Linked DNA regions of Homo sapiens: region 2 is linked to region 1. A link is an interaction called in ENCODE POLR2A ChIA-PET data of the cell type or tissue named here. Cell type or tissue: PC-9. All regions are shown on one strand.

Region 1 (4,000 bases):
TCAATTTTTCATACAATGTGGTGGGGGAGAGGGACATGGACCATCTCCAGGCCAGAGATTAAGGATCCTTGCTCAAAAATAAAGTTACTTTACAGAACAGACCCAGAGTGCTCCCAAAAATCAATTTGCTACCTGAATTACAAACAACCTGACAGGCTGATGTTATTGCAACGTGGGGGCGACCGGGCACAGTGGCTCACACCTGTAAACTCACCACTTTAGGAGGCCAATGCAGGCAGATCGCTTGAGGCCAGGAGTTCAAGACCAACCTGGTCAACACAGTGAAACCTCACCTCTATTAAAAATAGAAAAAATTAGTTGGGCATGGTGGTGCACAACTGTAATCCCAGCTACTCAGTGGGTTGAGACACAAGAATCACTTGAAACTAGGAGGCAGAGGTTGCTGCAAGCCAAGATCGTGCCACTACATTCCAGCCTGGGTGACAGAGGAAGATCCTGTGTCAGGGACAAGAAAAAAAAAAAAAAAAAGAACATGGGGGCATCTAAACAAACATTTGAGTAAATCTAAGATCTGATCCCTGTCTTTCAATTGTAATACAAGAAAAGACTGAGTAGGGCTGGAGAAAAAGGGAATTAACATTTATTAAGGGTATATACTGTGTGTAATATACCACACTCAGCACTATTTAGGCATCACCTCATTTCAATTTGCAGAACAACCGAATGAAATAAAATATTATAATCCTAATAGTAATGAGGGAGACATTTAGGCTTAAAGAAAATTTAAAAGCACGACCAAAGTGTCCCCTTACCCTCTCGTCTCCTCTCTATATGTTCTTTTGAAATATCATTGATTTGGAATACTGTAACCCTGTACTGAGATTTTGTTTCAACCTCAAAGCAATGCTTTTCTACTCATGCTTAAAAAGATTTGTAACACTACTTATCCATGCATAAGATTTTTCCCAATACTGTACACTCAAACAAAATACGAAAATATATTATCAAAATAGACTCACTGTTTTCAATGGTAGGTTTTAAAATAAATGTTAAAACTCAGGAAGTAGGCTGGGTGCAGTGGCTCACGCCTGTAATCCCAGCACTTTGGGAGACAGAGGTGGGCAGATCACCAGGTCAGGAGATCGAGACCATCCTGGCTAACACGGCAAAACCCTGTTTCTACCAAAAATACAAAAAATCAGCCGGGCATGGTGGCACACGCCTGTGGTCCCAGCTACTCGGGAGGCTGAGGCAGGAGAATTGCTTGAACCTGGGAGGCGGAGGTTACAATGAGCTGAGATTGCACCACTGCACTCCAGCCTGGGTGACAGAGCAAGACTCCGTGTGAGAAAAAAAAAAAAAAAAAAAACCTCAGGAAATAAATGCACATTGGTTTTTTTGTTTTTCAAAACGGAATCTTGCTCTGTTGCCCAGGCTGGAGTGCAGCGGTGCGATCTCAGCTCACTGCAACCTCTACCTCTGGGGTTTGTGATTCTCCAGCCTCAGCCTCCCCAGTAGCTGGGACCACAGACGTGCGCCACCATGCCCAGCTAACTTTTGTATTTTTAGTAGAGACGGGATTTCACCATATTGGCCAGGCTAGTCTCAAACTCCTGACTTCGTGATCCACCCACCTCGGCCTCCCAAAGTGCTGAGATTACAGGTGTGAGCCACCATGCCTGGTCATGTATATTGTTTTTTTAAAAAAGTAAGTAAAGTCACTTTAAACTCTTGTTTTATGACCTAACTAAAGTCAAATACAAACAATAGTTTTAGTAACAGAATCCACACATCTTCAGTCCAGGTCCAGTCTTCTACATCTTTTTTTCTCACGCTATTTCAAGATTTGTAAGCCTTGATATATTTAGGCTATTTTATGTCTGATACTCTAGAGAAATAGCATCCTAGAGTGGTTAAAATCATTAGAAAAATCAGTATCCAGTAGATGAAGGTATAACCTCAATATGTAGTTGGCAATAAAACAATTTTTAAAAATTTTCAAGAGCATAAAAGAAAATTTACCTCTAATACATCAGAAGTGATAAGTTTCATCACACGATCACTTGGGTCCTTAAATTCTTCTGTAACTTCAGCTCGGTGAATTTTTTTCTTCATCCTATATGACAGCTATGTGATAATACGTGTCTTTTTAAATGAGTATCTTTTAAACAGTATTGTTAAAAGTATTGAAATATAAGCCAGCACTAAAAATTGTCTATAAGTAAACACAGATAAAACAAAACCAGCTGTAAGGGTACATCTGTTAAATATCCACGTTCCAAAGACTGTTAGACTTGTGAAGTATCCTCTCACATGCCATGCCACATGCCTACAAATTCAGATAAGACAGAAATTACATAATTTGCCAGCTAATGGCAGAACCAGAACTAGTGCTCTTCAACCTAGTGTCTCAATTACCACTAGATTAAAAAAAAACAAATGCTATTAGAAGTTTCAACTTTTCACCAAAGAATTTTTAACAATTTTGTACGTCTTTCAGTAACCTCCTCTGATGTTTGAGACATGAGCAAATGCAGATGCCAAATCTAATTTGTTCTCAAAACAGTTCGCTTAATATGTGGCACCCAGATACACTGCATTTAAAAAGCAAAGGCTAAATTTTTGCTTGCAGAAAAAAAAGTAGTAATTAGAAAATACCTTCTCCTATTTTAAAAAAGCTACAAGGCCGGGCATGGTGGCTCACCTGAGGTGAGCAGCACTTTGGGAGGCTGAGGCGGGTGGATCACCTGAGGTCAGGAGTTCAAGACCAGCCTGACCAATATGGTGAAACCCCATCTCTACTAAAAATACAAAAATTAGCTAGGCGTGGTGGAGGGCGCCTGTAGTCCCAGCTACTCAGGAGACTGAGACAGGAGAATTGCCTGAACCCTGGAGGCGGAGGTTGCAGTGAGCTGAGATAGCACCACTGTACTCCAGCCTGGGCGACAGGGCAAGACTCTGTATCAAAAAGGCACACACACACAAAAAAAGTTACAAGCCAGGCCGGGCGCAGTGGCTCACGCCTGTAATCCCAACACTTTGGTAGGCCAAGGTGAGTGGATCACGAGGTCAAGAGATCAAGACCATCCTGGACAACATGGTGAAACCTTGTCTCTACTAAAAATACAAAAATTAGCTTGGTGTGGTGGCGCATGCCTGTAGTCCCAGCTACTCAGAAGGCTGAGGCAGGAAAATCCCTCGAACCCGGGAGGCGGAGGTTGCAGTCAGCCGAGATGGTGCCACTGCACTCCAGCCTGGGCGACAGAGCAAGACTCTGTCTAAAAAAAAAAAAAGCTAAAAGTCTTGAACACTATCAATACTTATTCCATTTTCTGGAGATTGAGAGGTTTTATGGACAATAAAGTATAATTGCTCATTTTGAAAAAACCAAATTATTTTAGGCAACATACCAATTTGGGCATTGCTGTAAAGTGAAATGCTCTGTCTAGTCGTAGCTTCCTAAAAATATAAGCTGCATCAAAATGCTGTGCATTTACTAAATCTTGCTGAAATTTTAAAACTTCATCCCAATCCTTCAGGGCAACTCTGATCTGCAACCAGGAAGAAAAAAAAGTTGTACTAAATGTAAATATTTTTTCACAAACATATTATAATTTTAAAATACTGGCATTTTATTTAAATCATATTTAATCATATAATATTTATTATAAAAATATGGTACTTGTTTTACATTTCTGCTAAGGAAAAATAACTCACTAAGTATTACCTTTTGTTTTGGTTGACACAGTTGGGTATTATATAATCCATATAGCAGATACAAAGCACCAACTCTGATCTGGAAGGTGTATGGAGGTAAAAAATATCGCCAAGCCAAAGCTAAAGCTTCTTTTGTAAACATGTTCTTTTCTAAATTTCTCATTCTGCCACTAATAAACAGAGAGAAAATATATTACGACTCATTAAGTGAATAAGTAATGAACAAAAGCCAAAAGTATATACTTGTTTAAACGGTAGTTATAATTTGATGAGGATTCCATACCTGATTCTTTCATGATTCAAGCACAAAGAGATAATTTTA
Region 2 (4,000 bases), 280 kb after region 1:
CTTGTTGTTAATATTATTTTGATCTGCAGCAGAAGTCCCTGTCAAGTAGGGGAGTCATTACTTACATGTAGTTTTTAAAACTACATGTGGAAACGTCTCTCTTCGGGGCAAGCGGAGTGGAGATGGCTGGATTAGCCGCGGAGAGGAGAACAAAAATGGAATTTACTGCCTGGAGTCTGATAGCATGAGGACGACGCTTAACTCCCTTCACCATCAGAGATCATACCAGCAACCTCCACAAAGCATACACTGGAAAGAAAGTGGAGAGTGGGAAAAAAATGCTGTGATCTAATCCCCACAGCCTGGTCAAGAAAGCTCAAAACAAGCTGCCTAATCAACCTGCTGCAGCCCCGTGACCTAAGAACGAGCAGAGATCCTAGACTGCTTTCAAACAGGTGGCTCCCACTGTCCTTATCCAGGCTGGTTCCCAGTTCTGCACCCTCTTCCCTCCTGCACAGTGCCGTGAGGCTGTGATAAATGCACTGTATGGAGTTGAGGTCTAGGGGATCTGCACTGAGAATGAATTAGAGAAGTGTCTCTGTGGTACCTGCCACACCTGCTATGCAGTGCTTGCGTTCCCACTTATCTCCAGCACCACCCACCAGTCTTACTGCACTCTCTCTAAGAGAGTTACTACTTGTTCTCTTCCTATTTTGACTCCCACGGTATTTAAGAATATTCACTGTTTTTAAAGCTCTTATAATTTAATAATGATGTCAATACTGTCATGAGTTTATGATAGGAACTGCATTTAACAAGGTTAATAAATAGCAAATTTCAATCAGGAAATCCTTTACTTTGGCATTCATGCCCCTAATATACGAAAATTTTTCTCTAAGGAAAGCAACAATTGCATCTCAAGAGAAAAAGAGTTTATGTGAGCTGGGTGTGGTGACTCATGCCTGTAATCCTAGCACTTTAGGAGGCCAAGGTGGGAGGATTGCTTGAGGCCAGGAGTTCAAGACCGACCTAGCCAAAATAGCAAGACACTGTCTTAAAAAAAAAAAAAGAAAGAAAGAAAGAAAAGAAATAAAACAATAAAAAAGAAAAAAGAGCATATGTGCAATTAGGTGAGGACACTAACAGCAGAAAAAAAAACAGGAAAATGTGAGAATAAAAATTATCTAACATTCACTATTACACTTCTCACTGTCTCCAACCTTCTCTCTGACTAAAGTTACATTTGATATCTGTTGAATTCTGAGACTTAACAACATCAAGCAGATTCGGAGTCCATTCAAAGTATGGTATATTATGATCAAAAGATTGTGTGTCACAAAATGGAGAATCAAATATTTGGGAGGGGGCTACACACGGAAGATATTATCATGCAGGACACTGCTCACAAGTGGCTCACCTAGCTCCTGACTGGTGAGCCATGCTCCACATGACTGTAATTCTTGTAACTTAGAGCAGGTTAGCCACACCCTTTAGTTAAGGTGTAGATTCTTAAAATGGAATAGAATCATGGTTAAGGGATTCACTTCAAATGTTAAAATGAAAAAAAGAGAACAACAGTGTGTTTAGCACCCTGCAGGTCTTGGCTATGACAGGTCCTTAGCAAACTGGGGCTGAACCAATTCATGAATAAACAGTCTCTTCTGAGACTGTCGGGCCTATTTTATGAATACAAAGTGAGGCAAATTTTAGATTGCAGGCAGTGTTTATTACTGTTATTAATTTATCCTAATGGATCCTTGGAACCTTTGTGAAGCCTGGGCAACATTGCAAGACCCCTGTCTCTACAAAAAATAAAAAATAAAAATTAGCCATGTGTAGTGGTGCGTGCCTGTAGTCCCAGCTATCTACTTGGGAGGTCCAGATGGACCGGCTGCAGTGAGCCATGATTGCGCCACTGCACTCCAGCCCGGGCTATGGAGTGAGACCCTGTCTCAAAAACAAAAACCAAAACAAAACTTCTGTGAATTTAATTCCAAAAAAGGTTTCAACTGATTATCATGAGAAGTGGAAGGATGGATCATACCAGGAGAGGGAAGAGGCAGTGAATTAGAAGACAGGGCAGCAACCAAAACTCACCTATAGATGATTCCTTTATCATGGAGGAACATGAGAGCCGAAATGATTTCTGCAGCATAGAAGCGAGCTCGTGCTTCATCAAAACGACGAGACTTCTGAATGTGGAACATCAAGTCACCCCCATTCACAAACTCCATCACAAAAAACAGACGATCCTGGATACAAACACAAGAGAGGGCCCAATGTGGTGTAGCAATTAACCTAGAGCTCCATCAGCAGCATATTGCCTAAGGCTGTGGCATAGAGAGGACACTGTCAAGTGGATGTATTCCAGGAAACATCCTGACCATGGGTCAGGGTGCAGTGCAACCGGTCTGGTGGGATTAGATCCCCTGGGCAGAGCAGCACCTGGATCTCCTGTAGTTCATTTCACACAGCCTTGAATTGCTACATGAAATCAAAAGTACAGAAGGCATCAGAAACCTTTGACTCGAGTTCCAGCTCTGTACCTTAAAGGTCATGTACCTGGAGAGAGAATGTAAATCGAAAGGTAAATGCCTTTAATCTGGAACATGTGGGGTTAATTACCCAAAGTAAAGGACACCTAGCAGGTGCTCTAGTTCTCACAAATGGGCAGAGAACAATCACAGAAAAAGAACACCCCTTTAGACAAGTCAGCCAAACAGAAGTGGAGGCCGGGTGCAGTGGCTCATGCCTGTAATCCTACCAATTTGGGAGGCCTATGTGGGTGGATCCCTTGAGCCCAGGGGTTCAAGACCAGCCTGGGCAATATAGCAAGAGGTTGTCTATACAAAAAAATAAAAAAAAAATTAGGCAGGAGGATCACCTGAGCCCGGGAAGTAAAGGCTGCAATGAGCTGTGATTGTGCCACGGCACTCCCACCTGAGCGACAGGAGTAAGACTCCTTCTTCCAAAAAAAAAAAAAAAAAAAGGAAGCCAAATGACAGCCTCACAGTAGCATCCACATTGGAAATACCACTCAGTCCTTCAAAAGATTGAGTCAAGAGTCGGAATGTAGAAATGAGCGAGATGCCATCTCCCCCTTAAGTGACTCTCAACCTAGCAGGTAAAAGTGGACTCTTAAAAGTCACTATGCAGTGTACTAAATACTATGCAAGTAGTGTGAATAAAGTGCTATGGAAATCATGACTGCTTCATGAAAGAAACGTGTAGGTCTCATTTAAAAAGTGATCCAAGATTTATCTAAGTGTAAAACGTTTTGCTTCAAGCACCTCTAAGATAAATGGGTTTCCTCACTCCTTCCTGTGACATTTATGAAATTCCTGATTAGCTGGTGCTGAGTTCGGAGCCGGGATCCCATAGAGAGTAGAGCAGACACAGCCTCTCCCCATACAGAGTTTGGTGTGAGAAACACATTACTCAAAAAAAAAAAAAAAAAAAAAAGTGACACAAGCAGATTGACAAATTCTGGTAAATCCTGTGAAGGAAAAGCAGAGGAAGCGTGATATCTGGTCACCTGCCTGGGGGTCAGGCGACGTCTCTGAGCAAGGGAAACATGAGCTAAGGCCCACAGGATGAGTGCCATCGACTTGGGACCCCGTGATACCATTTTGTGGGATTGCAGATTATTTTGCGAGGAAAGTGGTATTTTACCAACGGATGCAGATACACAGAACCTATCATTATTTTTGGGTGAGACAGGGTCTCATTCTGTCACCCAAGCTGAAGTGCAGTGGCACGATCTTGGCTCACTGCAGCCTTGACCTCCAGGGCTCAAGCAATCCTCCTACCTCAGCCTCTGGAGTAGTTGGGACTACAGGCGTGCGCCACCACACCCGGCTTTGATTTTTAGTAGAGATGGGGTCTCATTATATTGCCCAGGCTGGTCTCGAGTCCTGAGCTCAAGCAATACTCCCACCTCAACCTCCCAAAGTGCTGGGATTACAGGCATGAGCTACCACACCCAGCCTTGAACCTATCTTTATTTGTGGTTGTAAGTGCCACCGGCTTTGCACAGGGTGTTTCCACACATTCACAGCTG

Evidence for each region. ChIA-PET counts read pairs that join two places held together with the same protein. Peaks named below come from ENCODE experiments on the same cell type or tissue, not always from the same donor. Only the 100,000 strongest peaks of a DNase experiment are listed, where the experiment ranks them.
Region 2: POLR2A ChIA-PET joins it to region 1 with 5 read pairs; 14 of 35 experiments call an interaction of 5 or more read pairs at or near these places.

The regions. Positions count from the first base shown.
Region 1 is chr14:61,766,724-61,770,723 of GRCh38, reverse strand. It overlaps SNAPC1 (small nuclear RNA activating complex polypeptide 1), which reads right to left. Exons shown (of 10, transcript NM_003082.4): 2 at 3,689-3,848; 3 at 3,372-3,512; 4 at 1,984-2,088. Among named protein-coding and RNA genes, the nearest start is that of SNAPC1, 6.3 kb to the right of the region's middle. In PC-9, no CTCF peak of the experiment used is centred here; no DNase peak of the experiment used is centred here.
Region 2 is chr14:61,483,694-61,487,693 of GRCh38, reverse strand. PRKCH (protein kinase C eta) reads right to left here. Exons shown (of 14, transcript NM_006255.5): 10 at 2,038-2,192. Among named protein-coding and RNA genes, the nearest start is that of PRKCH-AS2, 60 kb to the left of the region's middle. In PC-9, no CTCF peak of the experiment used is centred here; a DNase peak (open chromatin) is centred at 2,343; H3K4me3 peaks cover 355 bases; H3K27ac peaks cover 1,592 bases.